Regions from separate parts of the Mus musculus genome. Here region 2 is linked to region 1. A link is a loop called in an ENCODE intact Hi-C map of the cell type or tissue named here. Cell type or tissue: left cerebral cortex. All regions are shown on one strand. Each heading gives the region's core, and the rest is flanking DNA. Links, peaks and the distances in the headings are about the cores only. Region 1 overlaps Gm5373. Region 2 has its middle 11 kb from the start of Gm7827.

What was found. Peaks named below come from ENCODE experiments on the same cell type or tissue, not always from the same donor. Only the 100,000 strongest peaks of a DNase experiment are listed, where the experiment ranks them.
Region 2: it touches region 1 in a loop (4-fold over the local background); 27 of 42 quality-filtered maps call a loop at or near these places.

The regions. Positions count from the first base shown.
Region 1 is chr8:71,851,004-71,866,652 of GRCm38, forward strand. Gm5373 reads right to left here. Exons shown (of 13, transcript XM_017313040.2): 2 at 3,155-3,269; 3 at 2,169-2,342; 4 at 1,203-1,285. Among named protein-coding and RNA genes, the nearest start is that of Gm5373, 22 kb to the right of the region's middle. In left cerebral cortex, for the core only: no CTCF peak of the experiment used is centred there; no DNase peak of the experiment used is centred there.
Region 2 is chr8:71,122,014-71,137,662 of GRCm38, forward strand. It overlaps a transcript of Gm7827 not described here. Among named protein-coding and RNA genes, the nearest start is that of Gm7827, 11 kb to the right of the region's middle. In left cerebral cortex, for the core only: no CTCF peak of the experiment used is centred there; DNase peaks (open chromatin) are centred at 8,829 and 9,054.

The sequences.
Region 1 (15,649 bases), core at 4,907-12,906:
AACAAAACATGACCCAGACAGACATCTCTGTGCACCTATGTAGCAGAGGGGCAGCTAGGTCTTCGTATGGGTTCCAATCAACTGGGATGGGTGGTATCAAAAAAAGCTTTTCATTCTACCTGGGATATATCCTTCTAGCTGAGCTGCTTTTCTGTCCTCAGAGAGAGAGGAAGTGCCAGGGTGTGGACATACATGGAGTCCCAAACTGCTCAGAGGTGAAGTGTAGGAGGGACAGGGAAAAAGTGTGGGATTGGGTGACCAGGAGGGTGGGGCAGTGAACTAGATGTAACATGAATAAGAAAAAAATAAAATAAAAATTTTACATAAATCATTAAAGGTTTGAAATGTGTCTTAAAGCACAGAACTGTTATTGGGAATTATGGCTAAACATAAACAACAGGTATACATGTCTACTAAAAAGAAAATTTCAGCATAAACAGATGTATTCCATATGGAAAGGGCATGCATGTGGCATTGTAAGAGCAACCTCTTTCAGAGATAAACATTCACAGAATTCAGTACAAGATTTATAATGCTAGTGTAGTAAACTCTGTGGAAAGAAATGAACTACTTATATATCCATTTTGAAAGCTCCATCTGAAATGTGGAAGAAAAATGTCTTGAACTGCGGAATCACCAAAGTTGCTGGGTACCTGTGCTAGGACAGTTTAAGAACATCTCCCAGTGAAAGGTAGTTTTCTGCTGACTTGGACATTTCAAGACTCAGACATCATTTGGAAACACTGTTTGTTACCTGTGATTATGTACAGTATAATTCTAAAGAAATGGCTTATGCTGTCATCTTTGGGGTCATAAGTTATAAAATTTCAGATTTAGGGACTGTGGGTGTTTATCCATAATAGAACATTTGCCAATGACACGACACCTATGGCCCTTAATTCAGTGACAAACACTGTCAAAAGTAAAAATATGGCAATGGAGCAACAACTGATCTTGGTTATCCTTTGGCTTGGTGGATGGCTCATGAGGTGAACTCCTGAACTAGGCAGTGATCCCTGGTGCATGCTCTTTTTTGTTGTGGTGAAACTGTCTCTTTTCCAGCTCCCACTTCATGTGTGCTAAGCTTCCTAATTATGTGCCTCTGAGTTTCTTACAATCTCCCTATCATTTTAATACTCCTGACTTAAGCAATTGTCACCCTCAAGAGCAGCACTAAGATTGAAGAAAGGAAGAAACTGTACCTTTTTGCACACTTCGCTGCTAAAAATTCTACCATTTCAGGTTTCTCTTCAAATTCTGCAAGTTGCAACGGTGTCATGCCATACTATAAAGGAAAAAATATTGCATTTTACAAAACTACTTGTTTCTCAACAATCTGCTCATCACCGATTTTGTGAAGATAAATAGACAAGAAAAGAGTCACAAGGGATCATTCACCCTACAACACCTGCTGCACTTTCCCACACACAGCTGTCTTTTCCCTTTGACACACTTTTTCCCTGTCCAACACTGCCTATAACACCACTCCCTTCCAGAACTCTCCCCAAACACTCAAGGATTGCAATCTTCTTAGCTCCGTGGAGTGGGGCCTCCATTGCCACAGCCCAGAATACAGAGTACACTGTGCTATGCCCCTGTTGAAGGAGTGTGCTCAGGAGGGGTCTGGGGCAGAGTTTCTCAACCTGTATTTCAAATATATTTCTTTTCTAAACTAAGAATTTATCTCACAAGCTGGACAGCATCTCCCATGTACACCAAAACTTTTTAAAACTTAAATAACGTTTTGGGCATATTTTCTCCAATGACCAAATTTCTTAATTTGCCTGTCACCTCTTTCATTTTCCAGTCTACCCTTATCCTAAGCCAAACACATATCAGTACCTTCTTTGCACCAACACATTTCTATTTATTCTACAATCATTTAACTTGAAATGAATTTATTTTTATTGTCTGTGTATATGTGATATTTGTATGGTCCTAAATTCTTTATTTTTGAATTTTAAAATCAAGGCCAATTCTGAGATAAAATACGCTATGCTGGTTTTTTTTTTGAATGAACTACAAAAAAATATGAAAAACAAAGATGGAGAAAAAAAATGTGTTCCTCTGAACAGATTCAGTGAGAATGCATGAGCTTCTGTGTGTAGAAAATAGATGTGCGTGTCACTGCTAGAGGTGCCCTGGGAATGAAGTTGAGTGATCTTTACCTCTGTTTTGGCTTCAATGTCTACGTTGTGCTCAAGGAGCATTTTTACAATACTTATGTTACCCCTGGATGCAGCATGGTGGAAGGCTGTGTTCCCACTGAAATCTATCAGATTTGGATCCGCATTGTGGGTGAGCAATACAGAAACACAATCCACATTGTCTCGTTGGGTGGCCTGTAAAATTGTACAAAGAAATACATCTTAAATTCAAGGAAGTCAAGAGAGATGTTTTCTACCATTGCACTGAATAGTTTCCCTTAAATAAAACATAGAGTTTCACTTCTGCATATTATCACTCTCTTTAGACACAAGGTCTTTTAAGAACCCCCAGGTTTGCCTAACTTTATAATGTCTCCACCACATCTCTTTCCCAGTGGTAGAATTTAAGGGTTCTGTCAACACACCTAGATATTCTAAGAATTATGGTCTGTGCTGGTTTGTTGTTGCAGTGCAGAGATTAGTTGTTTGGTTTGGATTTTTTTCTTTTTTTTCTTTTTCTTTCTTTTTTTTTCTTTTTGCCAATGTGACACAAGCTTAACACACCTGGAAAGATCCTCACTGGAGGAAATGCCTCTATGAAACTGGCCTCTGGGCAACTATATGGACTTTTTTTTTTTTTTTTTAAATTTAGATGAAAGTAGAAAAGCCCAGATTTTAGGGGTTGGTACATGCCTGGGACAAAGTCCTCAGTTGTATTAAAAAAAAAAAAAAAAAAAAAAAAAAAAAAAAAGAGGCTGAGCAAGCCTTGGAAAAAGCCATAGAAAAGCTGTATTCTCCTGTGAACTCCAGTTTAGTTCTTCCCTCCAGTTCCTGATTTGAGCTCCAGCCCTGGTTCCCCTTGAGAATGATCTGTGATGTGTAAATGTAAGCCAAATAACCATTTCCTTTCCTGAGTTGTTTTTGATCAGTGTTTTATCACAGCAACAGAAACCAAACAAGGACAACCTCTAGTCCAGTTCATATCAAAACAGATGGCCAATAGCTACCTTAATCAAGGGTGTACAGCCTGCATCATCCAGGATATCAATGCTGGAATTATTTTCTAATAATAGTGCCACCACGTCTGGATGGTTGTGGGCACATGCATAATGGAGTGACGTCCTGCAAATGGAAAGGACATTTAGGGACATTCCCAAATGCTAAATAAGAGCCCCATCTCCTTTAAGCACCACATACTATGAAGCTAATTTTCTTCTGATATAAGAAAATAACTGGAATTGCCTTATTTATTTATGACTACTCAAATGTTCATTTACTGTGCTAGGGATATAGTGCATGGCTGTCCCCACATAAGGCAGGTGTTCTCTCACGACCTTCATCCCTGTACAAAGAATCATAGAAAAGTTCCCAGTAAGTTCATCTCAGCATGAATTCAAATCCTACTCTAATATCTGGTACTCACTAGTGACTACCTGGGATTTCTATGAGCTCCATGACTCCATTTCCAGATCCAAAGAATGGAGATTAAGTATAGCTGTTATCTTACCCGGGGCTGCTGGGAGGCTTCAGGTTGGATGGGCAAGAACTCTGCTAGAACATTACAAGCATTTACAGCTCCTGAGAGTTCAGCATTTGCTCATCATGATAATGATTTCTCTTCCTTGTTATAACAAGCACAACATTTCAGTGAATGTAAAACAGGATTCTATCAACAGTACACATATAAAACTTTTCTATTCAAAGAAGTTTACATTTCTTTAAAAATAACTCTCTTCACCATTCAAGTCTTGAACATGATAATCCTCCTAACTCATCCTAAATAGTGGCCAGTGACACTGGGATCACATTCCTTTTTCATTCACATTTTAGCCTCCCTAAGATTGGAATGTCATTTATCATTTCTATTATTTTATAACTATAATTGCCAATATTTTTAAATGTTTCTCTACAAAATAAAGGGTTATCATGAAACCCTTTGTGCCTTACATTGAACAAAATATGGCACAATTTACAGGTAAATGGCAATGATCTCTCATATCTATGTAAATTCTAAACAACAAACAAAACTCTAAACACTCAGTTATCAATTCTTTGATTTTTTTTTGTTTGTTTCCACATTCCATTTTTTTATGCCCATGAGTAGTGTTTCCATACCTGGTAGCAGGGGGAGCACAACCTAGTTGTTAGGTAATAGATACAGTATCCATGGTAATCCAGGCACTAGATGGTAGCAAAGGAGGACCTCATGCTTTGCCATAAAATGGTCAATGTGCTCCTGGACTCACACCAAAATTGGGTCAATATCTCTACAAGGTGATAACCTATGCCATCCTAGTTCCCATGCTTGATATTCAAAAGGCTATAAGCACAATGAAACTAGGGTTCCAATGAGCATGCTTCAGTTCATTTAACATTTAAATTTATAGAATGTAAAGAAGCTTGACTGGGCAGAGAAACATAATGGTATAAGACTGGAAAGATCTGGAGAAAGAGCAGAATGTGTATTCTACACAGTAGATATCTAAGTTATGTGTGGGGAATGAATGGGCTGACAGAATGAAAAACTACAGTTAGACAATTCAGTGTCTTTAAAGAAGACATTCTATAAGCAAAAGAATATCTTGAAACTATTATTTATAATTTATTCATCTATTATTTATATGAAGCTCCAACCTAAAGCCTCTTAGAACTACAAAATGTTCAAGAAGCATGTGGACTACAGGAAATCTTCAGTTGTGTCATTGATTCCCCTTCATAACCTAGTACGACCTAAAAATAGGAAATAAGAATGAGGGGCTGGGATGGTTGGTAAAACTCAATTGGTAAAACACTTGCCCTGGAAACCTGAATGCAGATGTGGGGACATGGCGATCCCCAAACCTTACTTGCCTGCAAGTCTGAGAATCAGTGTGCTCCAAGAGAGTAAATCAAACATACCATGGGATTAGGGTGAGTGAACGTCTCTAAAACTGGGGGACTATTGGGTGGAACCCACCAGGGGCTCTGATGGTCAGAGTTCAGTCCCCAGAACCCACAATGTGCCAGGAAAGAACTGTAAAGTGGCAAGTCCTCTGACCACCACACACTTAGTTCTGCATGTGTGGGGCACAGAAAAGTGAGAGGAAGACAATGTCAGTCCCTTCACATGTGTATCAATGCACAAACAACATGTATATAAGACGAGTACCAGGGATGGTCGTGGCGGGGGACAGGGTCATTGTTCCAGTTCAGAATGTCTTTGTTTGATCCATTAGCATAAATGGGTCATATTGATCTAAGATTTTGTAGTGATTTTTCCATTTAGGTTGAAGATTTATCTTGTGATAAATTTTCCAGTGTTGTATATTAATATTAATGGCCTATATATTAAGACAAATCTAGACAGGTGGCTTGGCCGTTAAGAGATCTAGATATGTTTTCTAGAGCACTCAGTTTTGATTGCTAGCACCCACATGGCAGCTCACAACTATGTATAGCTCCAATTCCAGGGGACCATGAACCTGATTCTATCACATGCTGCATAAAAATGCACATAGGCAAAACACCTGTGTGTGTGTGTGTGTGTGTGTGTGTGTGTGTGTGTGTGTGTGTGTGTGTGTGTGTGTGTATGTTTATGTGTGTGATGCTGTGGGTGAGTGTCTTGAAAATTTTAGTGTAACATAAAAATAAAGTGATGTAGTTTGATTAAGGTCTAGGAGCTGGTGTTCCAGGGTATGCAGGTCTCATATGCCTAAGAGCATTAAACACGTAGACAATGCAGGGGACCCCAGAGAAAATGAACCTAAGCATGCCATCTCTCCTCCATTAGGATGTGGCCCTGGAAGTTGATTTTTCTCCCTGTTTGTCTCTGAGTATACCTGACAGGTCCCACCCGCCTCTGTCCACCCCCCTCACCAATTTCAAGCGGCATTACCTGTTTCTTCTATCAGATTCATCCACATGATGTTGACTGGAGTGGATTAATCTTTCCACTGTATCCAGGTCACCCATACTAGCTGCTCGTTGTAATGGACCTATAGGATCATAGCCAATCCAGTGGAGACGAAATTTCTTTTTTTTTTGAGGATGCATGCATCTAAGGCCCAGACATGAATGCCACAGGCGGGTGTACCAGCGTCCCCTTCTGCGAATATTTACTGTCTGGGTGTCATCATTGAGGACTTCCTCCATTATTGGAGCCTAGGGCCGCCCACGAACCCTCTTCCCTCTCTTCCCTTCCCTTTAGCTGATCACTGCCTCCAAAATTCTATAATTAAAGAAAGAAAGAAAACAATAACAAAAAAAGGCAAGTCTTGCAAGTAAAAAGCAGGAGAGCACAGCCAGTTCACTGTGAAGTGAACTGTACTTCAGCACGTAGCAGCAGTACAGCTCTGCTAGCATAACCACAGTGACATGCTCTGAGCACACAATGGTGCTATGCTTATGCTCTATGCATGGCTGCCTCAGACTGTGGTGGCAGGAGCCCACCCTCCTGGGCAAAGCACTGTCAGTTTTGACTCTGCACTAGATCTTCGTGCATGGCTTTCAAAGGGAATACTGAGGGGAGTTAGGTGATGGTTCAGATCCTTTGCAACCCTGCAGCCCTGCCAATATGTGGACCTAACTGGCCTGATGGGGCAAAAATGATCATCCTGTGTTGCCAAACCCAGACCCAACACCACAAATATGTTATGTGGCCTCTTTTAAGGATGTTAGTGTTCAAGGATCTGAAATGAGATCTACAATCTAAATAACCACACAGGATTACTATCTTGTAAGAAACCAGTGGGAGAATGCTATCTCCCAAGGAAGAGGAAGTAGTGTATAGTGTTATAAAGAGAGAAAGAAAAGCTAGAACAGGAGGGTTTAATAGGCAATTGGGAGAGAAAGGTAGAGGCATGGGGTACACCCTTCCACTGCCCTCACCTCTTTCAGGCTCCGTTACCTGCCCCTCCTATTCATCAACATGATATTGACTGGAGTTGAGTCTCTCCATTGTATCCAGGTCACCCATGTTGGCTGCCCAGGGATTCCTACCTGATAATGTAGAGGGTCCGTTTCCTTCGGTTATGTAAGCACCCACAGCCCTGGCATGCAGGCCTAGGTAAAGTAGGAAATAAGGGGAGGGACCACAAACACTAAAGGCCCTTTGAAAAGCTATATGGAAATCGGCTACTCTAGCAGCCTTCTATACATTTATGCAAGGGATCCTTATGGAGCCAAAAACTGACAGAGGAGACAAGGCTCCAACTACACATCCTGTGCCACCAAGTTACACCTCCAGTAAGAGGAATGGGTTGCAACCTGTTGAGTCATTAACCAAAGGGTCCTACATAAAGCCTCAACTATCAGCACAGGCTAGTGCCAAGACTGTTGGATGGTCTACACAATCTGATGTTTAGGACTGATTTCTGAAGGTAACCTTTCTGTCATCATAGTGCAATAGGTTGAGCTGGGTTTAACTAAACTCTCCACCCTACTAACCAGAGTTCATAAGATTGGAAGGAAACCTGTTGCTACTGGAGGACAAAGGAAATCCTCAATATCTGTCAGCTACAAACCCTGCAACCTACAATAACACCTACAAGGCAGCTCACAACCATCTTCAAAGCCAATTATAGGCTATCCAAATCCTCTTGCATTGTCACAGGCCCAGACATGCACACAGTGAACACACATACATGTAGGCAAGATATACATACACATGAAATAAACATAATTTATCTTTCAATAATAATGGGTTTACAGGTATGTAATACACTTATGTACTAAGTTCATTCTTTGAAAGTATACAATCTAGTAGTGCTTTCTTAGTATGTCATTAAAATTATGCACCCATCACTCTGTTTTAAAAACATTTTTATCTTTGAGAAGAAACCCTAGCAATGTATTGAATCATTCCTGCATCCCTGGATGAAGTCTACTTGATCATGATGGGTGATGTTTTTAATGTGCTTCTGCTTTTGTTTTGCAAGTCTTTTCTTGAGTATTTTTGCATCAATGTTTATAAAAGGAATTGGTCTGAAGTTCTCTTTCATTGTTCAGGGCTTCTTGGTTTAGGTATCAGGGTGACTGTTGCTTATACCATGAGTTTGGCAGTGTTCCTTCTGTTTCTATTTTATGGACTAGTGTGAGAAGTATTAGTTCTTCTTTGAAGTTCTGGTAGAATTCTGCACTAAAACCATCTGGTCCTGGGCTTTTCAGTTATGAGACTTTTTTTTTCTTTTCTCTTAAAGTATAGAATGGAGCTTATGTAGGTCATGGGGAGGGGAGTTAAGAGGGTAGCAGAGTCAGAGAAAGGCAGGCAGAAGGAGAAAGTAGAGACATAGAGGCTGGCCATGGTCACATGGAGAGAGAGGGGAAGGGAGGGGGGCACAAGGAGCAAGAGAGAGGCAAGAGAGCAAGAAGTTAAGAGCTGGTTGTGAGACTTTTACTGATTCTACTTCTTCAGGGAGTATAGGGCTGTTTAAATAGTTTACCTGATTTTGATTTAACTTTGGTAAGTGGTATGTGTCTAGAAGAAAAAAGCCCATTTCATTAAGACTTTCCAACTTTGTGGATACAGGTTTTTCAATAAAACCTATTAATTCATTGAATTTTCTGATATTCTATTGTTATGTCTCCTTTATCACCTCTGATTTTGTTTATTTGGATACTGTCTCTATGCCTTTTAGTTTGGCTAAGGGTTTGTCTATCTTGTTGATTTTCTCAAAGAACCAGCTCTTGATTTTGTTGATCCTTGGTGTTGTTTTCTCTGTGTCTAATTGATTGAGTTCAGTCCTGATTTGGATTGTTTCCTGCTGTCTACTCCTTTTGTGTGTGTTTGCCTCTTTTACTAGAGCTTTCAGACGTACTTTTAAATTTCTGGAATGCAGGCTTTCTAATCTCTTTATGGAGGCCATTGGTGCTATGAACTTTCCTCTTAGCAGCACTTTTAGTGTGTCCCTTAAATTTCAGGTATGTTGTGCTTTCATTTTCATTGAATTGTAGAAAGTCTTTAATTTCTTTATTTCTTCCTTGACCCAGAGATCATTGAGTAGAGAGTTGTTCAGTTCCGATGAGTGTGTAGGCTTTCTGGTTTTTCTGTTGTTATTGAAGTCCAGCTTTAACCTACTGTGTTCTGATAGGATGCAAGGGGTCATTTCAATTTTCTTGTATCTGAAGAGGCTTTCTTTGTGACCAACGATATGGTCAATTTTGGAGAAAGTTCCAGAAGGTGATGAGAAAAAGTTACATGCTCTTGATTTGGGGTGAAATATTCTACACATATTACATAGGTCCATTTGATCAATAACATCTGTTAGTTTTATTATTTCTCCGTTTAGTTTTTGTCTGGATGACCTGTAGATTGGTGAAAGAGAAGTGTTGAAGTCTCCCATTAATAATCTGTGGGGTTTGGTGTATGCTTTAAGCTTTAACTGTGTTCTCTTACAAACGTGGTTGTCCTTGTGTTTGAGACATAGATGTTTAGAATTGAGATATCATATTAGTAGAATTTTCTTTTGATAAGTATGAAGCATCCTTCCCTGTCTTTTTTGATTACCTTTGGTTGAAAGTCTATAATATTAGATATTAGAAGGTTTTCATCTTGGTTTGACTCAGCTTGATACTTAGGTCTGCTTGCTTGAAAAATTTTGGTTCAGCCCTGTACTCTGGGGTAATGACTATCTTTATTGCTGGCATGCGTTTCTTGTATGCACTACAATGGTGTGTCTTGTTTTCACATCCATTCTATTTGCTTGTGTGTGTGTGTGTGTGTTTAATTAGGGAATTAAGTCCATTTATATTGAGAGATATTAATGACCTGTGATTGATAGTGCCTATTTTTTTTTTGAAGCTTAAAAATGAAAGCTTTATTTTCTGAGTGCTAAGGAAGGTAGCCATTTCATGATCTGAACTGTGTCCCTGAATGGAGACTGTACAACCTTTTTATAGAATGGAAACAAAAAGCAAGGGGGGGGGGTTGTTGTATTGACCAATTTTGACATAAGGGCTTAAGGAAGGAAATTAACATTGGTGACATTCTGGGCCTTATCTGGGTCACCTGGTTCAGGGTCCTTGATTTAGCTTTTGCAGTCAGGTCCCTTTCTGGACTCTGGCCCAGAAGTTTAGAATGCTAAGGGAACAAAGGAGTGGGCAAGTCACACACATTAATTAAGTCAAGACAGGCAGCACACTTATGACTTGTGTGCCTTAGTTTACATAAAGGGATAACAGCTGTCTTCCCTTTTTACATCCTCCACTGGCCATCAGACAAACCTGGAACACTTGAAGGAGCAGAACAGGAAGGAGTTAGGTTGTGGAGCCTAGGAACATAAACTCAGTTTTGACCCTGTCAGCAAGGTATTCCAAGGAGTTTCTGAGATGACTGGACTCAGGAAACTGTCTCCTAACAGGGTGGGCACAGGCGCATGTAGGATAAAAGGAGACAGTGTAAGAGCCCTAAGTAACACAACACAATGCTGCTGAAAGCTCAGAACATTCTCAAAGGTCTCACTAAGCTCAAAAGGTAAGAAATCTTCCAGAAGTTTCTTGTCTCACATACCTGCTTCCCATCCCCATTCCTCATTGCCTCTAGGGCTTGCAGTCTATAGGCCCAGCCTGGGCTGCCTTAGGAGCATGTGGTTCAGGCCTCACCCTCTCCTCCTGGGAAGGCAGGTCACCCATGTGGCAAGCTAGTGGCTCTGACCTTGAATGCCTGTGTGGTGTTTGCCTCATGAGCCTAATCTAACAAACATGCTCCACAAATTGTTTCAGAGTAAAAATAACCTGAGTGCCCCTGTTTTAAAGAAACAGCCTTCAGTCCTTTCTCTAACTCCTCTGTTAGGGACCTTGGTTCAATCCAATGGTTGGCTTCGAGGGGGGGGAGGGGTTGCAGGGAAGGAACCAGGTAGGGGGATAACATGTGAAATTTAAATAAAGAAAATAACCAATAAAAATTAATTCAAGTCAATAAATCAAATAAGGAGTTTCACCAAAAACCAACAATAACAGCAAGCCCACCATGTAGGCCCCTCCCTGACTGCAGGGCCTGAGAGCCAGGCCTGGCCATTGATAACTCATTTACATAGTCCTCTCCCCTCTCCCTTTATCAATATTTGATGGCAGGCTTCAGCATGCTTTTGGTGGCAAGTCCTTCTGGAGCCCCTCCTCATTGACAGTGATGCAAAGGAGGTCTCAGCAGGAGCTCACATCTCAAGTCACCTCCTTCCTGAGGTCAAGGTGGCCCATGATTGGCTGGGCAGCTGTGGCTGGAGCCAAGGCATTATGTTGATGAATCCTAATGATGTGGGAAGGCCCTGGCAAGCCACCATGCAATTAGAAGCCTGTTCATGTCTGGGTGGGTTCCAGACAGAGGCAGGGCTAGGATCAGGCAGGAGCAGGCACATCTAGGGGATCTGCTTTGCAGGTGGATGGGGGTTTTACATGGGTCATCATCTCCAAGAGAAACCCACGGAGGGCCATTTAATTAAGTCCAGCAGCTGCTCAGAAACCATAGTCATGCCAGAGCAGTGCATGATGTCTCTGTACAGGTTACAAGGAGGAGGGCACTCCCCACTACAATAGCACAGGTGGCTGCCCGCACCCTCGGAACACCAGCCTCTGTGAAGTTCATCACTATCTGCATCCATTAAACTGTCTTTGGCAGTGAGGCAGCTGTGTCTGGTGACAGGGTCTGTTGGTAAGTAAAGGTGTAGTGACAGGTTCTGGGGGCCAGGGATGAATATACAATGTCAGTTTCTGACCTCTTCTCAGATAAATAGGAGGGGGTGATAAGGCAGGAGGGTCAATTTTCGGCTACTTGGTGTCTCTGGTCTGGATTCCTAGTCCATAAATAACTCAGTGCCTTCAGGAGGCCAGACATGCTGGCTGCACCAGGAGCCTATGTAAGGGGCCACAGCTGACTGTGGAGCAGGCACTGTTGAACTCCACAGTTCTTCCTCTGATATAGAGATGTTCCCTGGCTTGGAGAGTCTTCCGAACATGGATTTATTATTCTATAGGAAAGAAGCCTGACATTCTGTTGGCTCAGACCAAGGTACTTGTTTTGGGGCCATGACCTGAGCTTACTTCTCTGGATGTTGGCACCCAGACCTGGCTCACTCACATAGATGGGACTGCCCCAAGACCTTCTCGGGACACAGCAAGACACTACAAGGGACTCCATTTCATGCTCATTGACCTGGACTGGCCTGAGCGTTCACAGGTGGCTTGATCCATTCTCTCTACCTCTACCTATGGTAAGTTCAGTATAGTGAGAGAGCTGGGGTTTTTCTCATCCACTGGCAGCTGTGTGCTCTCCCCCGGATGGGCAGGTAGGGGAGAAGAGGGAACTGGCAAAAAATCTTGGAGTCAGGTGCCCTTCTCTGGTTCCCCTTGCTGGTCCTGGTACACTGTGGGTCACTTCATGCTCTTGTGCTAGATGCTCCTCTCTATATTCCTTTTCTTTTCTTTTTTTCTTTCTTTCTTCTTTTTTCCAGTGGCATTATCTTTTTTTCTAGTCCAATATCTACTGGCAGATTCAGACAGTGCTTAATAAAACTTTAGTTAGGTCACTGTACACCTTCCTGATATAATTTTCATATTCAGCTTCCATTTCTTTTTTTTTGTAGAACATGATTTTAATATTTTCAACTGTTAATATTCAACAACAAACAAAACAATCGTTTTAAGATATATTTCATTGTTATATCTCCCTTTTCATTTCTGATATTATTAATTTGGATACTGTCTCTGTGCCTTCTTGTTAGTCTGGCTAAGGGTTTATCTGTCTTGTTGATTTTCTCAAAGAACCAGCTCCAGGTTTTGTTGATTCTTTGTATAGCTCTTTTTTTTTTTTTTTTTTTTCTATTTGGTTGATTCAGCCCTGAGTTAGGTTCATTCCTGCGATGTGCTCCTCTTGGGTGTATTTGCTTCTTTTTGTTCTAGAGCTTTCAGGTGTGCTGTCAAGCTGCTGGTGTAAGCTCTCTTCAGTTTCTTTTTGGAGGCACTTAGAACTATGAGTTTTCCTCTTACCATTGCATTCATTGTGTCCCATAATTTTGGTATGGTGTGTCTTCCTTTTCATTAAATTCTAAAAAGTATTTATTTTCTTTCTTTATTTCTTCCTTAACCAAGTTATTATTGAGTAGAATGTTGTTCAGCTTCCATGTGTAGGTGTGCTTTCTGTTTTTTGTTGTTGCTGTTGTTGTTGTTGTTGTTGTTGTTGTTATTTAAGACCAGTCTTAGTCCATGGTGGTCTGATAGGGTGCATGGGATTATTTCAATCTTCTTGTGTCTGTTGAGGCCTGTTTTGTGATCAATTATATGGTCAGTTTTGGAGAAGGTACCATGAGGTACTGTGAAGAAGGTATGTTCTTTTGCTTTAGTGTACAATGTTCTATAAATATCTGTTAGATCCATTTAGTTCCTGAGTTCTTTTAGTTTCACTGTGTCTGTTTAATTTGTGTTTCCATGATCTGTCCATTGCCGAGAGTGGGGTGTTGAAGTCTCTCACTATTATTGTGTGGGGTGTGGTGTGTGTTTTGAGCTTTAGTAAAGGTTCTTTTATGAATTTAGGTGCCCTTGCATTTGGAGCATTGGTGTTGAAAATTGAGAGTTCTTCTTGGTAGATTTTACCTTTGACCAGTAGGAAGTGCCTTTCCTTATCTTTTTTGAAAACTTTTGGTTGAAATTTGATTTTATTCAATATTAGAATCACTAGTCCAGCTTGTTTCTTGGGACCATTTGCTTGGAAAATTGTTTTCCAACCTTTTGCTCTGAGGTAGTGTCTGTCTTTGCACTGAGGTGCATTTCCTGCATGCAGCAAAATGCTGGGTCCTGTTTACATATCCAGTCTGTTAGTATATGCCTTTTTGGGGGAATTGAGTCCATTGATGTCAAGAGGTATTAAGGAAAAGTGATTGTTGCTTCCTGCTATTTTTGTTGTTAGATGTGGAATTATGTTTTTGTAGCTATCGTCTAAACTCAAAGTTTGTTGAAATATTAATTTTTTGTTTTTTCTAGGGTGTAGTGTTTCCCTTCTTGTGTTGGTGTTTTCCATCTATTATCCTTTGTAGTGGAGGATTTATGGAAAGATATTGTGAAAATTTGGTTTTGTCATGGAATATCTTGGTTTCTCCATCTATGGTAATTGGGAGTTTGGCTGGGTATAGTAGCCTGGGCTGGCATTTGTGTTCTCTTAGGGTCTGTATGACATCTGTCCAGGATTTTCTAGCTTTCATAGTCTCTGGTGAGATGTCAAGTGTAATTCTAATAGCTCTGCCTTTGTATGTTACTTGACCTTTTTCCCTTACTGCTTTTAATATTCTGTCTTTTTCAAACTTCTTTATGAAGGCACTTACTGCTATAAACTTTCTGCTTAGCACAACTTTCATTGTATCAAATGAGTTTAGGTAAGTTGTGCAGTCATTTTCATTGAATTCTAGGAAGTCCTTAAACTCTTTCTTTCTCCCTTGACCCAGAAGTCATTCAGTAGAGCAGTTCAGTTTCCATGTTTGTATGCTTTCTCTTGTTTCAGTTATTGTTGAATTCCAGCTTTAACCTGTGGTTGTTTGATAGGATATAGGGCATTATTTCAGTTTTCTTGTATCTATTCAGACTGGTTTTGTCACCAAGTACATGGTGAATTTTGGAGAAAGTTCCATGAGGTGCTGAGAAGAAAGTGCATTCTTTTCTGTTTAGATAAAATGTTCAGTGGATGTGTTAGGTACGTTTGGTACAAGATGTTTATTAGCGCCAGTGTTTCTCTGTTTAGTTTTTGTCTGGCTAACCTGTCCTTTAGTAAGGGCAGGGTACTGCAGTCTTCCACTCTCAATGTGTGAGAGTTGATGTGTGATTTAAGCTAAAGTATAATTTTCTTTACAAACGTGGGTGCCCTTGCATTTGAGGCATAAGTATTAAAATTTAAATAACATTTTTGCGGATCTTTCCTTTGATAAGCATAAAGTGTCCTTCTGTCTCTATTGATTAATTTTGGTTTGAGTCTATTCTGTTACATATTAAAATGGCTAGATTAACTTGGTTTTTAGGTCCACTTGCTTGGAAAATCTTTTTCCAATCCTTTACTCTGAGGGAATGTCTAATGCCTGTTATTTTGTTGGTGGTGGTAGTGATGGTGATTTCGGCAGCAGGGGGGGGGGAGAGAGTTGGTGATGTTAGAAATGTGTGTGTGTGTGTGTTTTCCTTCTGTTGGTTTTTCTAGTGTGAGAATATTTATCTCCTGTGTTTTCATAGGTGTAACTCAAGTTTCCTTGGATTATACCTTTCCTTTTAGTATCATCTGTAGGGCTGGATTTTTTTATTTTATCATGCAATATCTTGTTTTCTGTATCTATACTGATTGAATGTTTTGCTGGGCATAGTAGTTTGGAATGTCATCTGTAGTCTGACAGATATATTTTCAGGTCCTTCTTGTTGTTATAGTCTTTCTGTTATGAAGTCAGGTATAACTCTGGAAATCAGTCTGGCAGTTCCTCAAAAAACTACCGGGGGGGGGGGTGGGGGCTGGTGAGATGGCTCAGTGGGTAAGAGCACTCGACTGCTCTTCCAAAGGTCCGAAG
Region 2 (15,649 bases), core at 4,343-12,342, 730 kb before region 1:
ATATATGTATAAATACATACACACATACATGGACTCATGCATGTACATATACATAAAATATACCAACCAGATGGCTCAGTGGGTTAGTGCACTTGCCTTGGAGCCCTAATAAGCTGAATTTCATCCTGAAAAAAGGAAAAAGTCTGTAATCTCTGCACCTCTAAATCCAGATTGGAGGCTAAGAGAATAGAACAGCCCTGAAAGACAAGCTAGACAGATTAGACCATAGAGAGCAGCAGAAATGGTCAGAGCCTCTTTCTAACTCTGTGGAAGAAGAGAGCCAGCTCCTGAAATTTCCTTCCAGTCTATACACACACACACACACACACACACACACACACACACACACACACACACACACACACACACAAATAGAAACACACAAGAGAGAGAGACAGAGACAGAGAGACACAGAGAGACAGAGAATGGGAAGAAATACACACACAAGCATAACACAGGCAGAGTAATGTAAACACATGTGCACAAACCCCTAAGATAAAGATTATTTTGAATCATGAATTTAAGTATACTGGTAAATAAATGCTGTTAATATACACCTGTTGTGTGACTAACAATTCAGGGAAATCTCTTCAGGGTGCTCTCCTTTATCTTCAGTGTTATCTTCATGGAAGTGGCAGATGTCCTGGAAATTTAACTTTGCATCATATGGTCCTTTATTCTTCTTTAATACCTGTCTCAAGCATATTTACACAATGAGGAAGGGGATAATGAGTCCGGTAACACGTGGTGTATGAAAACGTGCCTATGTCTGAAAATTCCACATGCTTTGCTGTATTCAAGTCCATTTCTCAGTGGATCCAGTGAACTAAATTCTAACATTTGAACAGTTTGAAGACACAGAGATTGCATGCTTCCTCATGCTTTCCCTTTGATCAACAGTGCTGCTTAACTCATTTTGTTGAACCTTCTCTGTGTTATATTGTTTGATGATGCAGAGTATGTTTTGGAGTGTGACTTTTTCATGTAAGTATCATGAAACCTGGTATTGAAGGGCAAAAGTTGGCTGCTAAGTTATGAATTTCTCAGAGATGTAAGGAGCAACAAATATATGGAGACCTTATTTGCCATGCAGCATCAAATCCATTTTCAACACTCACATTTCCTAAGTGTATCTGGTTGAAGCAGTGAGTGCTCTGGGTATCCCATCTAAGCTAGCATTATGGAATTTGATCACTTGTTTTGTGGCCAAATCCACTGGGCAAAACCCCTTCACAGCTTGGAATGAATCCTTCAGACGTTTGAAGTCACTCTTCTGTACCTAGATGATGGTTATGTTAGTTACTTTCTATGGCTGTAAGAAAAGACCATGAGAAAGACAACTTCCAGAAGAAAGGGTGTGTTTGAAGTTGGGCTCATGGTTCCAGTTGGATGCACACATCACCATGATGGTTCAGGCAGCAGGCATGGTACTGAAGCAGCAGCAGAATGATCACATCTTGACCTACACAGGAAAGAGAGAACTTTGTGGAAACGGCACCTGTCTACTGTAATCTTAAAGCCCATCCCAGTTACACATATCCTACAAAAAGGACACAACTCCTAATCCTTTCCAGAATAGGTCAGCCATCTGGAGAGCAAGCATTATATGAGCCTATGGGCCTCTGAGGTGCTGGATCAGGTCATTATATTCATCCTCTCTGTGTAACAACAGTCATGGTGATGCAGGATAGTTGATCATGCTGTGCTTGTGTTTGATTGTGTTGTTTACTCAATAAATTCTTGTCTAGTTATTGTGTGACTCAGCCTTTGCACAGAACTTTAATCTCTCTAGCAAGAATACAGACACTTCCTTAGTAAACACCCTTAATCCTAAACAATCAAGGTAAAGTTAGTTTGTAGAATAAATCACCTTGTTTGAAAGTGATGTCTAATTGCATGACAGAGAAGTTGATGAATCAGAGAAAGTTTTGATTAAATAGGATGTGTCCAACTCTCTCAAGAAGAAAGGAAAGGGAAGCTACTTGAGAGGTAGTGCAGAGAGAAACAGAGAGAGGAGGCATTTTTACCCAGAGAGTTTTAGAGAGATTCATTGAAGAGAGAACCAGCAAGACACGGGTGAAGGCAGAATGAACCAGAGAATATGAAGGAGTCAGAAGATTAGAAAAAAATTTCTAGTTAGTTTGAGGTCAAGTAGAACAAAACATCAACGGCCAAGAGAGAATCCAGGCTGAATCAGTTAGCATGGGGAGCAGCTTTGAGCTAGAACACCTGAGTTGAACCAGTCAGCCAGAGATGAAAAAGAACCTGAAATAACGGTGTGCTCATTCAGCAGTAAGTATGAGAGGCTGACAATATTCTAGGCCTATGCTAAGTTTCACAGAGGCTAGAAGCTTCCAGGACTAGGCCTAGGTTATCATTCAGATGGAGGTAGTAAGCATCAAAGATTACAATTACACCTAGTGCATAAAAGTTACTTTAACATAGAGTAAATAGGTGAGATTTTGGAAGGCATATATAGAATCCATACGTGGAACTCAGCAATTCCCCTCTGCTGTAGGTAGTGACGTACTTTATTCATGCACTTCACAATTCAGCTCCACTGTTCTGATATCCCAGGTATCTAATGGACAACTGTAGAAGATCATTCATTGGGGAAGGGTTAGTGTAGTGCAGAAGAGAGAGGTTCCTTTTGTTCTCAAAGCACCTCACTGCCCTATTCACCTCATCTGGCTGGAATTCCAAATTCAGGTCATAAAGACAGGAGAAGACACATTTTGTCCTTTCTTTTTATATCTTTCCATTTTGCAGAGAATGATGATGTGAGGTAGCAAAGAGCAGAAGATAAAAGCATAACACTAAGCAGGTCCCCATTAAAGATTTCTAGATACTCTGGGCCTTTTACTCATCATGCAGAAAGGAAGCAGAGGTTGTTGAATATCAGATAGTGTCCTTAGTGATGAAGTAGGTCTGAATACAGAAACATTTTGGGGAATATAAATCAAGATTCTGACATTAGCAGACAGGTGATAAAATGAATAAAATCAGTGAAACTTTAAATCAAAAGTAACATTGCCAATTTTCCTTATAGGTGCGAGGAAATAAACCACCTATTTTCTGTCCCTTTCCTAGGAAGCATAGAATTCATGTGCTTGAGGCTCCTGGTGACATTGAGCCAACTCAATCCACAAGTGCTGCTGACTGCAGGGCTCCTGCTGACATAGAACCAACTCCTTCACAACTTGCTCCTGGCAGGGGTGCTCCTGCTGATGTTGAGCCAACTCATTCCACCTGTGCTGCTGACACCAGGATTCCTGCTGAAATAGAACCAAGTCCTTCACAATGTGCTCCTGACAGTCCTGCTCCTTCTGATATTGAGAAAATTCATTCCCCATGTCCTTCTGACAGTTCTGAATCTGATGAAAAACATGACTCAGAAACAGGTAGTGACATTGGGTTGGATTCATAACTGATTCAGATTTTTACATGGAGCATGCAAGGGCCACACCCCATTGTGACCCAGAGCCTACTCCTGGTACCTGCACTTGCTGTTCCCTAGATTCCATTGAAAGAACTGACCTGAATGTTCTGACACTGCTTGGAGCATAAGACAAGTATGCTATTCTTTCTTCAGGTGAGGAACCCAGTCCTTTTCCTGACCTAGATGAAGATCTAGCTGAGAATTTTTATGACGCTTTAGAGTCAGCCGATCACACTGGTTATAGTGGGTCCACTGTCCAGGAACCTGGGTTTTTTTGGGCACCAGATATGCTACTGCTGCCGGTAATGCCCTTGATGTGATTTCTTACATTCCTGTTATCAATGATGACGTGGATTAGAAATCGAATTCAACAAGTGTGGTTTGAAGAAAATGGCCAAGGACCTTCCTCCAACAGAAAAGATAAACCCGGTAAGTTAGACAACAGTACTTACTTAAAATAGATGAACTTTTATTTTAGATAGAAAAGTAGATCTCTTTGGTACTAATAGTCATGATTAATACATTTCAATGCTATTTAAGCATTACCTAGAACCAGAAAAAATTGTTTCCTTTTCCCAACTTAATGAAAATACTTCACATAGTGTAACAAAGCCAGTTTAGACCAACACAACTGACCATGTAAAGTTGATTGGTACTTGGTTGTCTCCCATTCTGGAATGAGGAAATTTTTTTCAGTCCCAGGGAATACCTTGTGTTTTTTGAATGGCTAAGCAGAGAAATCTTCCTGTTAAACATTGGTGTCTATTTATCTCTGCTCTTCTGAACTCTGACTTGTGAGGATTCTATCAGCCTGGAAACAAACATTCCAAAGGAAGCGACATCTGAGAATAAAATTAACAAAACAAGCCTCCACCTTCTCACTGTTTCTCATTACATTGATCCTGATGATAATGACACTGATGCTGCTGCTGCTGCTGCTCCTGACAGTGCCACCAATGATGTGGCTGATGATACTATTGATAATTCTTGCTTTTCTTCTAGATGCCGCTGGAGCTGAACACTCCAACACACACTGACATATCCAGACACAGAGTGTAAGGAAGAAGTTTATTACATATATGTATATATATAAATTTTACAGTAAAATGTTTTATCTGATAGAAGACTGAAGTCAAAAATTATTGTTTTATTGGAGTCTTAGTTGTGCCATGTGATGTTTTCTGGAAAAATGTTTTTTTATTTGTTTTTATTTTTCACTTGTTTATTTCCCATCCTGCTCACTGCTCCCTCCCAGTCAGTCTCTCCCACAATCCTTGCCCCTTCTTACCCTCCCATTGTCCTCTTGAGTGGGTGGAGGCCCCCTGGTCATCTCTCAACCCTGGAATATGAAATCTCTGTGAGGCTAGGTGCTTCCGCTCCTACTGAGTCCAGTCAAGGCAGTCCAGCTAGAACAGCATATCCCGCATTCAGGTGACAACCTTTGAGATAGCCCCTGCTCCAGGTTTTTTTTTTTTTTGTTGTTGGTTTTTTTTTTTTTTTGACTGAAGTCCAAGCTGCACATAAGCTACTTATGTGCATGTAAACTTAGAGCCAAACTGTGTATGTTCTTTGGTTGATGGTTCAGTCTCTGAGAGCCCAAAGGGTTCATGTTAGCTTGTGGGATAAAGGGTGGCCTACATCTGGCTCAGGGCTTGGGCCCCTGGGTGAGGTGGGATGTGAGCAGTTTTGACTGTGTGCAATGCATGCTGGTGCCAGGAGGGCGTCAGGTTGCAAGAAGCCCTAGGACCCTTCTCCAAGATTAGGGGAGCACAGCCTGAACTTCCTGTAGACCTGCCAGTTGGCTCAGAGTTTCTGGCCTGCAGAGTCGAGGACAACAGGTTCTCAGGCTCTTGGACATTCCAGATGCCACTGGATGCCTCAGAAGAGCTGAGACTGGAGTGGGGGCCTGAGGGCTGGATCTTACCCAGAGCCAAAGGGAAAAGGGGGAGGAGGAGAGCTCCAGCTGGGTCTCCCTCTGGGAGGAGAGTCTTTGGCTTGCCTGGCAGGAAGCATGGCTTGATGGAAACTGTGGCTGGGAGCACAGAGAGGCCTTCTGCAGGAGATTAGACTTGGCTCTTTAGAGGAAGACCTGTTATGTTGTTCACCATGGAGAATTCTGATGAGAAGAAGCAGTCCATTTTTTATTAGATATTTTATTTATTTACATTTCAAATGCTTTCCCCTTTCCTAGTTTCCTCTCTGAAAATCCCCTATCATCCCCTCCCCCTGCTCCCCAACCCACCCACTGCCACTTCCTGACCCTGGCATTCCCCTGTACTGGGTCATAGAATCTTCCCAAGACCAAGGGACTCTCCTCCCATTGATGAGTGACTAGGGCATCCTCTTCTACATATGCAGCTAGAGACACAAGTCCCACCATGTGGGTTTTTTTTTAATTGGTGGTTTAGTCCCAGGGAGCTCTGGGGGTACTGGTTAGTTCATATTGTTGTTCTTCCAGTATAGCTACAGACCCCTTTAGCTCCTTGGGTACTTTCTCTAGCTCCTTCATTGGGGACCCTGTGTTCCATCCAATGAATGACTATGAGCATTCACTTCTGTATTTGTCAGGCACTGGCAGAGCCTCCTAGGAAACACCTATGTTAGGCTCCTATCAGCAAACTCTTGTCATCTGCAATAGGGTCTGTGTTTGGTGGTTGTTCATGAGATGGATCCCTATATAGGGTAGTCTCTGGATGGTCCTTCCTTCAGTCTCTGCTCTGAACGTTGTCTCTGTAACTCCTTCCATGGGTATTTTGTTCCCCCAGCTAAGAAGGACCAAATTGCAGCAGACTATCCCTTCTTTGGGTCTCCTGGCTATGTGAACTGGGTCTCTGGTGGCAAGTATGCAAAGGAATCAATGAATGACAAACAGAAGCAACAAGAGAGAGTGTGTAGAATCTGAGTGTAATGTCACAAAGGGAACATATATAATATAGGTAATATTTATAGAAAAGATAAAACAGCCCTGCCTAGGGTCAGCTAATGACAGGTAAGGATTTCACACCCTAGTCACAATTTGTGCTACTCCTTTGAGCCTTGTGAAAGCTAGCACCAGGGGGTTCTGCTATAGTAGACCTTCTCATGAATAAAGCAATACCACAAACCCCCATATTCCCTAGGCCTTGGTAAATTCTTGCATATGAAAGTAACTTGACTGTACTTTTAAGTATCTGTAGGGAATCTCCATTTGTCAGAAGAATTCACCAACTTGCATCTAATATGCAATGTAGCCTGCTATACCTGGTTGTAGTGAAGATTCTAAGTATACTTTGTTAAGCTTGCCCTGAGATTTCTAACTCTTATAAAGTAAAATACTGTAAGAAAACATACAAGACCCTCCACGATATTGCAGGGACAAATCTGGGGCATTCTAGCTATGGGAATGCCAAGGTTCCAGGAGGCTGAGTTTCCTTGAAACTCTTTGCCTCAGGACTGCTTCCAGGTTTTTGGCCTGTCAAGCGAGACACTACTGGAGTGGATATATTATCAAAGTATCCACACTTTGGTCTTCCTTCTTCTTGAGCTTCATGTGTTTTGCAAATTGTATTTTGGATATTCTGAGGTTCTGAGCTAATATCCACTAATACAAATTGGAAAGGAAGAAGTCAAAATATCACTATTTGTAGATGATATGATAGTATTTATAAGTGACACCCCAAAATTCCACCAGAGAACTCCTAAACCTGATAAACAATTTCAGTGAAGTATCTGAAAACAATATTAACTCAAAGAACTCAGTGGCCTTTCTCTATACAAAGGATAAACAGGCTAAGAAGGAAATTAGGGAAACAACACCCTTTACTATACTCACAAATAATATAAAATACCCTGCTGTGACTCTAACTAAGGAAATGAAAGCTCTGTATAAGAACTTCAAATCTCTGAAGAATGAAATCAAAGAAGATCTCAGAAGATGGAAAGATTTCCCATGCTCATGGATTGGAAGGATTAATATAGTAAAAATGGCTATCTTGCCGAAAGCAATCTACAGATTCAATGCAGTCCCCATCAAAATTCCAACTCAACGCTTCACAGAGTTTGAAAGGGCAATTTGCAAATTCATCTGGAATAACTACCTAGGGTAGCAAAAACTATTCTAAACAATAAAAGAACCTCTGGTGGAATCACCATCTCCTACCTTAAGTCCTACTACAGAGCGATTGTGATAAAAACTGCATGGTACTGGTACATCAACAGACAGACCAATGGAGTAGAACTGAAGACCCAGAAATGAACCCACACACCTATGGTCACTTGATCTTTGACAAAGGAGCTAAAACCATCCAGTGAAAAAAGACAGCATTTTCAACAAATGGTGCTGGCTCAACTGGCAGTTAGCATGTAGAAGAATGTGAATTGATCCATTCTTATCTCCTTCTACAAAGCTCAAGTCTAACTGGATCAAGGAACTCCACATAAAACCAGAGACACTGAAACTTATAGAGGAGAAAGTGGGGAAGAGCCTCGAAGATATGGGCACAGGGGGAATATTCATGGCCAGAACACCAATGGCTTGTGCTGTAAGATCAAGAATTGACAAATGGGACTTCATAAAATTGCAAAACTTCTATAAGGCAAAGGACACTGTCAGTAAGATAAAAAGGCAACCAACAGATTGGGAAAAGATCTTTAACAGTCCATGGTTTTAAAGCATTTATTGTCATGGAGGACTGTTGTGATGAGTGAAACTATACTCTCTTTCTCAGGGCAGGCCTGAGGTTACATACCTTTTGCAGTGAGTAGTGTCTGGGAAGGAGAGCTTAATTGGCTATGCTCTTCAGGCCTTTAGGAACCTCATTAAAATGGTCTTGAGGAGAGGCCTCCTAGGTGTCTAGGATCCTGTTGTCTAGGAGCGTGGCAAAGCACCTACTGTTCCTTGCAGAGTTATCTGCTGTGTCTCTGGGGTTTTTAACCTAGCTCAATCAGAAACTAGGCTGCCTTTCATGGTCCCACATTAGTTGATTCTGTTGTTCTTCGTGTGAAGTTCCTATCCCCTTAGGCACTGCCACCCTTCTTATTTTTCCACAAGAGTCTCCAAGTTCCATCTAATGTTTAGCTGTGGGTGTCTACATCTATTTAAGTCATTGCTGGGTGGATTCTCTCATAGGAAAGTATGTACCAGTATGTGTCTATGAGCATAACAGGGTATCATTAATAGTGTCAGGGACTGTTGCTTGCCCATGGGATGGGTCTCAAGTTTGGTGGGGTTTTGGTTGGCCATTCCCTTAGTCTCTACTCCATCCCCTATTCCTGCATTTCTTTAGACAGGAAAAGTTTTGGGTTAAAAGTTTTGTGGGTGGGTTAATGTCACTATTGCTCCACTGGGGTTCCTGCCTAGCCAGAAGAGGAAGCCTCCCCAGGCTCCATATCGCCAATGCTGAGTCACAGCTAAGCACACCCACAGTGATACTTGTGTGAATCCCCTATCCTATGTCTCCGTCTCTTCCTAAAGTTGCCCCCTCCTTACCATCCCTGTCAGTTGCAGATTTCCATTCATTATCATGGACCCCCCTCCTCCCCACACCAGACAATGAACCCACCTCTCCATCCCTATCTCCTTTCTCATGCAGTTCTCTCCCTCCATCTGCATCCCATGACCATTCAATAGAATCAAACATCCTTTCTTGTGCCCTTCTTCCTATCCAGCCTTCTTGGGTCTGTTGAGTGTAGCATGGGCACACTGTACTTTATGGAATGCATTCTGAGAGGGGAGAGGTTATACTTAGGCTCTTTTTTACTGAGCCTCACTGGATCATTTACCTGCTTTAGGGTCCTGGGCACCTAGACATACGTACTTTAAGACATCAGCTCCCAGGCCTTCTATAAGGAAAACAAAACAAAAAATTCAGTTAGTTTATAAATACTTTCCCATTGTCTCTTTTGAAGAACTGTATTGGATATTTTAACATGACTTAGTTAAAGAAACTACATACATTTTACTTCATTGTATATGCTTAACTTTTGTAGCTTTATATAGAGGAGTATTTTGCTGCTGTTTGTTTTCTATGCACTGTATGCTAGAATTGAGTGAGAAATGCCCTGGAACAGGAGTTATGGACAGTTGTGAGCTGCCATGTGGTGCTAGCACTCAAAACTGAGTGCACTACAAACAAAACTAGAGCTCTTAACTGCTAAGCCATCTCTCCATAATATTCATGTTAATTATACTATGTTATATATAATACGGAAAAATTTATCATAAGATCTATTGTCAACTTTAATGCAAAGACATCACCAAGAATTATTAGTTCAATATCTCCTGTGTTGGCTAATGGACCAAACAAAGACATTTTGAACTGTCACCGTGACCCTGCTCCCCCATACTCACCTTGTGCACATGTGGTGTATGCATTGATACACCTGTGAAGGACAGAGACTGACACTGTCATCCTCTCATTTTCCCGTGTCCCACACATGCGGAGCCTAGTGTGTGGTGGTCAGAGGACTTGCTGCTTGACAGTTCTCTTCTGCCACATTATGGGTTCTGGGGACAGAACTCAGGCCATCAAGCCTCCCTGTGTGTTCCACCCAGTGGTCCCTCAGTTTTAAAGACATGTTCACTCACCCAAATCCCTGGTGTGTTTGATTTACTCTCTTGAAGCACACTGACTCTCAGACTTGCAGGCAAGTAAGCTTTGGGGATCCCCTTATCCCCACATCTTCACTCAGGTTTTCAGGGCAAGTATTTTACCAATTGAGTTTTACCAACCACCCCTGCCCTTTATTCTTATTTCCTATTCTTATTCTGCACTAGGTTATGAAGGGGAACCAATCACACAACTGTAGATTTTCTGTAGTCCCCTTGCTTCTTGATCATTTTGTAGTTCTAAGGGGCTAATTATTCTTTAAGTTGGAGCTTCATATAGATAATACAAGAATAAATTATAAATTATAGTTTCAAGATATTCTTTTGCTCATTGAATGTTTTCTTTAAAAACACTGAATTGTCCAACTGTAGTTTTTCGTTCTATCAGTCCATTTCTTTCCCACACATAATTTAGATAGCTATAGTGTAGAATATAGATTTTACTATCTCCCCAGATCTTCCTATTCTTATATCTTTATGTTCCTCTTCTCAGTCAAGTTTCATACACTCTATAAATTTAAATTATTAAATGGAACGAGCCATACTCTTTGGAACCCTAGTTTCATTTTGCTTAAAGCCTTTTGAATATCAAGCATGGGAGTTGGATAGTATAGGTTACCACTTTGTAGAGATATTTACCCAATTTTTGTATGAGTCCAGGGGCACACTGATGATTTTATGGCAAAGCATGAGGTCCTGCTTTGCTAACATTTAGCACCTGGATTACCATGGACACTTTATCTATTACCTTAGGAGTGTGTTGTGCTCCTGCTGGTAGTGAGGTATGGAAACACTACTCATGGGCATAAAACAAAAGAAATATGGGAATGAAAAAAATCAAAGTATTGATGACATAGGGTTTAGATTTTCATTTGTTATCAAAAATTTATATAGATTCAAGAGATCTGTAGAATTGCATCTATAGGTCATTCCTATGCAAGACCCAAAGCCTGTCAATCATCCACAGGACACACACAACTTATCAAAATCTGTGCAACAACCCCCAACAGCCTGTTAATTATTCATAGGAAAAGCCCACAGCCTGGCAGTCATCCATAAGAAGTGCCCAAGTCCTGTCAACCATCCACTGGAAACGTCCCCAGCCTCAGTCATCTACAAGCAACTAACAGATGTTATCAATCAAATGGACCTATGTAATATGTGTAGAATATTTCACCCCAAATCAAGAGCTTGTAACTTTTTCTCATCACCTTCTGGAAATTTCTCCAAAATTGACCATATAGTTGGTCACAAAGAAAGCCTCATCAGCTACAAGAAAATTGAAATGACCCCTTGCATCCTATCAGAACACAGTAGGTTAAAGCTGGACTTCAATAACAACAGAAAAACCAGAAAGCCTACACACTCGTGGGAACTGAACAACTCTCTACTCAATGATCTCTGGGTCAAGGAAGAAATAAAGAAATTAAAGACTTTCTACAATTCAATGAAAATGAAAGCACAATATACCTGAAATTTAAGGGGCACAATAAAAGTGCTGCTAAGAGGAAAGTTCATAGCACCAATGGCCTCCATAAAGAGATTAGAAAGCCCACATTCCAGAAATTTAAAAGTACGTCTGAAAGCTCTAGTAAAAGAGGCAAACACACACAAAAGGAGTAGACAGCAGGAAACAATCCAAATCAGGACTGAACTCAATCAATTAGACACAAAGAAAACAACACCAAGGATCAACAAAATCAAGAGCTGGTTCTTTGAGAAAATCAACAAGATAGACAAACCCTTAGCCAAACTAAAAGGCATAGAGACAGTATCCAAATAAACAAAATCAGAGGTGATAAAGGAGACATAACAATAGAATATCAGAAAATTCAATGAATTAATAGGTTTTATTGAAAAACCTGTATCCACAAAGTTGGAAAGTCTTAATGAAATGGGCTTTTTTCTTCTAGACACATACCACTTACCAAAGTTAAATCAAAATCAGGTAAACTATTTAAACCGTCTTATACTCCCTGAAGAAGAAAAAGCAGTAACATTCTCACAACCAGCTCTTAACCTCTTGCTCTCTTGCCTCTCTCTTGCTCCTTGTGCCCCCCTCTCTCCCTTCTCCTCTCTCTCCATGTGACCATGACCAGCCTCTATGTCTCTACTTTCTCCTTCTGTCTGCCTTTCTCTGATTCTGCTACCCTCTTAACTCCCCTCCCCATGACCTAAATAAGCTCCATTCTATACTTTAAAAGAAAAAAAAGTCTCATAACTGAAAAGCCCAGGACCAGATGGTTTTAGTGCAGAATTCTACCAGAACTTCCAAGAAGAGCTAATACTCCTCAAACTAGTCCACAAAATAGAAACAGAAGGAACACTGCCAAACTCATGGTATAAGCAACAGTCACCCTGATACCTAAACCAAGAAGCACTGAACAATGAAAGAGAACTTCAGACCAATTCCTTTTATAAACATTGATGCAAAAATACTCAAGAAAAGACTTGCAAAACAAATCCAGCAGCACATTAAAAACATCACCCATCATGATCAAGTAGACTTCATCCAGGGATGCAGGAATGATTCAATACATTGCTAGGGTTTCTTCTCAAAGATAAAAATGTTTTTAAAACAGAGTGATGGGTGCATAATTTTAATGACATACTAAGAAAGCACTACTAGATTGTATACTTTCAAAGAATGAACTTAGTACATAAGTGTATTACATACCTGTAAACCCATTATTATTGAAAGATAAATTATGTTTATTTCATGTGTATGTATATCTTGCCTACATGTATGTGTGTTCACTGTGTGCATGTCTGGGCCTGTGACAATGCAAGAGGATTTGGATAGCCTATAATTGGCTTTGAAGATGGTTGTGAGCTGCCTTGTAGGTGTTATTGTAGGTTGCAGGATTTGTAGCTGACAGATATTGAGGATTTCCTTTGTCCTCCAGTAGCAACAGGTTTCCTTCCAATCTTATGAACTCTGGTTAGTAGGGTGAAGAGTCTAGTTAGACCCAGCTCAACCTATTGCACTGTGATGACAGAAAGGTGACCTTCAGAAATCAGTCCTAACCATCACATTGTGTAGACCATCCAACAGTCTTGGCACTAGCCTGTGCTGATAGTTGAGGCTTTATGTAGGACCCTTTGGTTAATGACTCAACAGGTTGCAACCCATTCCTCTTACTGGAGGTGTAACTTGGTGGCACAGGATGTGTAGTTGGAGCCTTGTCTCCTCTGTCAGTTTTTGGCTCCATAAGGATCCCTTGCGGATAAATCCCATATGGATAAATCCCATACGGATAAATCCCATACGGATAAATGTATAGGAGGCTGCTAGAGTAGCCAATTTCCATATAGCTTTTCAAAGGGCCTTTAGTGTTTGTGGTCCCTCCCCTTATTTCCTACTTTACCTAGGCCTGCATGCCAGGGCTGTGGGTGCTTACATAACCGAAGGAAACTGACCCTCTACATTATCAGGTAGGAATCCCTGGGCAGCCAACAAGGGTGACCTGGATACAATGGAGAGACTCAACTCCAGTCAATATCATGTTGATGAATAGGAGGGGCAGGTAACAGAGCCTGAAAGAGGTGAGGGCAGTGGAAGGGTGTACCCCATGCCTCTACCTTTCTCTCCCAATTGCCTATTAAACCCTCCTGTTCTAGCTTTTCTTTCTCTCTTTATAACACTATACACTACTTCCTCTTCCTTGGGAGATAGCATTCTCCCACTGGTTTCTTACAAGATAGTAATCCTGTGTGGTTATTTAGATTGTAGATCTCATTTCAGATCCTTGAACACTAACATCCTTAAAAGAGGCCACATAACATATTTGTGGTGTTGGGTCTGGGTTTGGCAACACAGGATGATCATTTTTGCCCCATCAGGCCAGTTAGGTCCACATATTGGCAGGGCTGCAGGGTTGCAAAGGATATGAACCATCACCTAACTCCCCTCAGTATTCCCTTTGAAGGCCATGCACGAAGATCTAGTGCAGAGTCAAAACTGACAGTGCTTTGCCCAGGCACCCAGGAGGGTGGGCTCCTGCCACCACAGTCTGAGGCAGCCATGCATAGAGCATAAGCATAGCACCATTGTGTGCTCAGAGCATGTCACTGTGGTTATGCTAGCAGAGCTGTACTGCTGCTACCTGCTGAAGTACAGTTCACTTCACAGTGAACTGGCTGTGCTCTCCTGCTTTTTACTTGCAAGACTTGCCTTTTTTTTGTTATTGTTTTGTTTCTTTCTTTAATTATAGAATTTTGGAGGCAGTGATCAGCTAAAGGGAAGGGAAGAGAGGGAAGAGGGTTCGTGGGCGGCCCTAGGCTCCAATAATGGAGGAAGTCCTCAATGATGACACCCAGACAGTAAATATTCGCAGAAGGGGACGCTGGTACACCCGCCTGTGGCATTCATGTCTGGGCCTTAGATGCATGCGTCCTCAAAAAAAAAAGAAATTTCGTCTCCACTGGATTGGCTATGATCCTATAGGTCCATTACAACGAGCAGCTAGTATGGGTGACCTGGATACAGTGGAAAGATTAATCCACTCCAGTCAACATCATGTGGATGAATCTGATAGAAGGAACAGGTAATGCCGCTTGAAATTGGTGAGGGGGGTGGACAGAGGCGGGTGGGACCTGTCAGGTATACTCAGAGACAAACAGGGAGAAAAATCAACTTCCAGGGCCACATCCTAATGGAGGAGAGATGGCATGCTTAGGTTCATTTTCTCTGGGGTCCCCTGCATTGTCTACGTGTTTAATGCTCTTAGGCATATGAGACCTGCATACCCTGGAACACCAGCTCCTAGACCTTAATCAAACTACATCACTTTATTTTTATGTTACACTAAAATTTTCAAGACACTCACCCACAGCATCACACACATAAACATAAACATACACACACAGACACAGACACACACACACACACACACACACACACACACACACACACACACACACACACAGGTGTTTTGCCTATGTGCATTTTTATGCAGCATGTGATAGAATCAGGTTCATGGTCCCCTGGAATTGGAGCTATACATAGTTGTGAGCTGCCATGTGGGTGCTAGCAATCAAAACTGAGTGCTCTAGAAAACATATCTAGATCTCTTAACGGCCAAGCCACCTGTCTAGATTTGTCTTAATATATAGGCCATTAATATTAATATACAACACTGGAAAATTTATCACAAGATAAATCTTCAACCTAAATGGAAAAAATCACTACAAAATCTTAGATCAATATGACCCATTTATGCTAATGGATCAAACAAAGACATTCTGAACTGGAACAATGACCCTGTCCCCCGCCACGACCATCCCTGGTACTCGTCTTATATACATGTTGTTTGTGCATTGATACACATGTGAAGGGACTGACATTGTCTTCCTCTCACTTTTCTGTGCCCCACACATGCAGAACTAAGTGTGTGGTGGTCAGAGGACTTGCCACTTTACAGTTCTTTCCTGGCACATTGTGGGTTCTGGGGACTGAACTCTGACCATCAGAGCCCCTGGTGGGTTCCACCCAATAGTCCCCCAGTTTTAGAGACGTTCACTCACCCTAATCCCATGGTATGTTTGATTTACTCTCTTGGAGCACACTGATTCTCAGACTTGCAGGCAAGTAAGGTTTGGGGATCCCCATGTCCCCACATCTG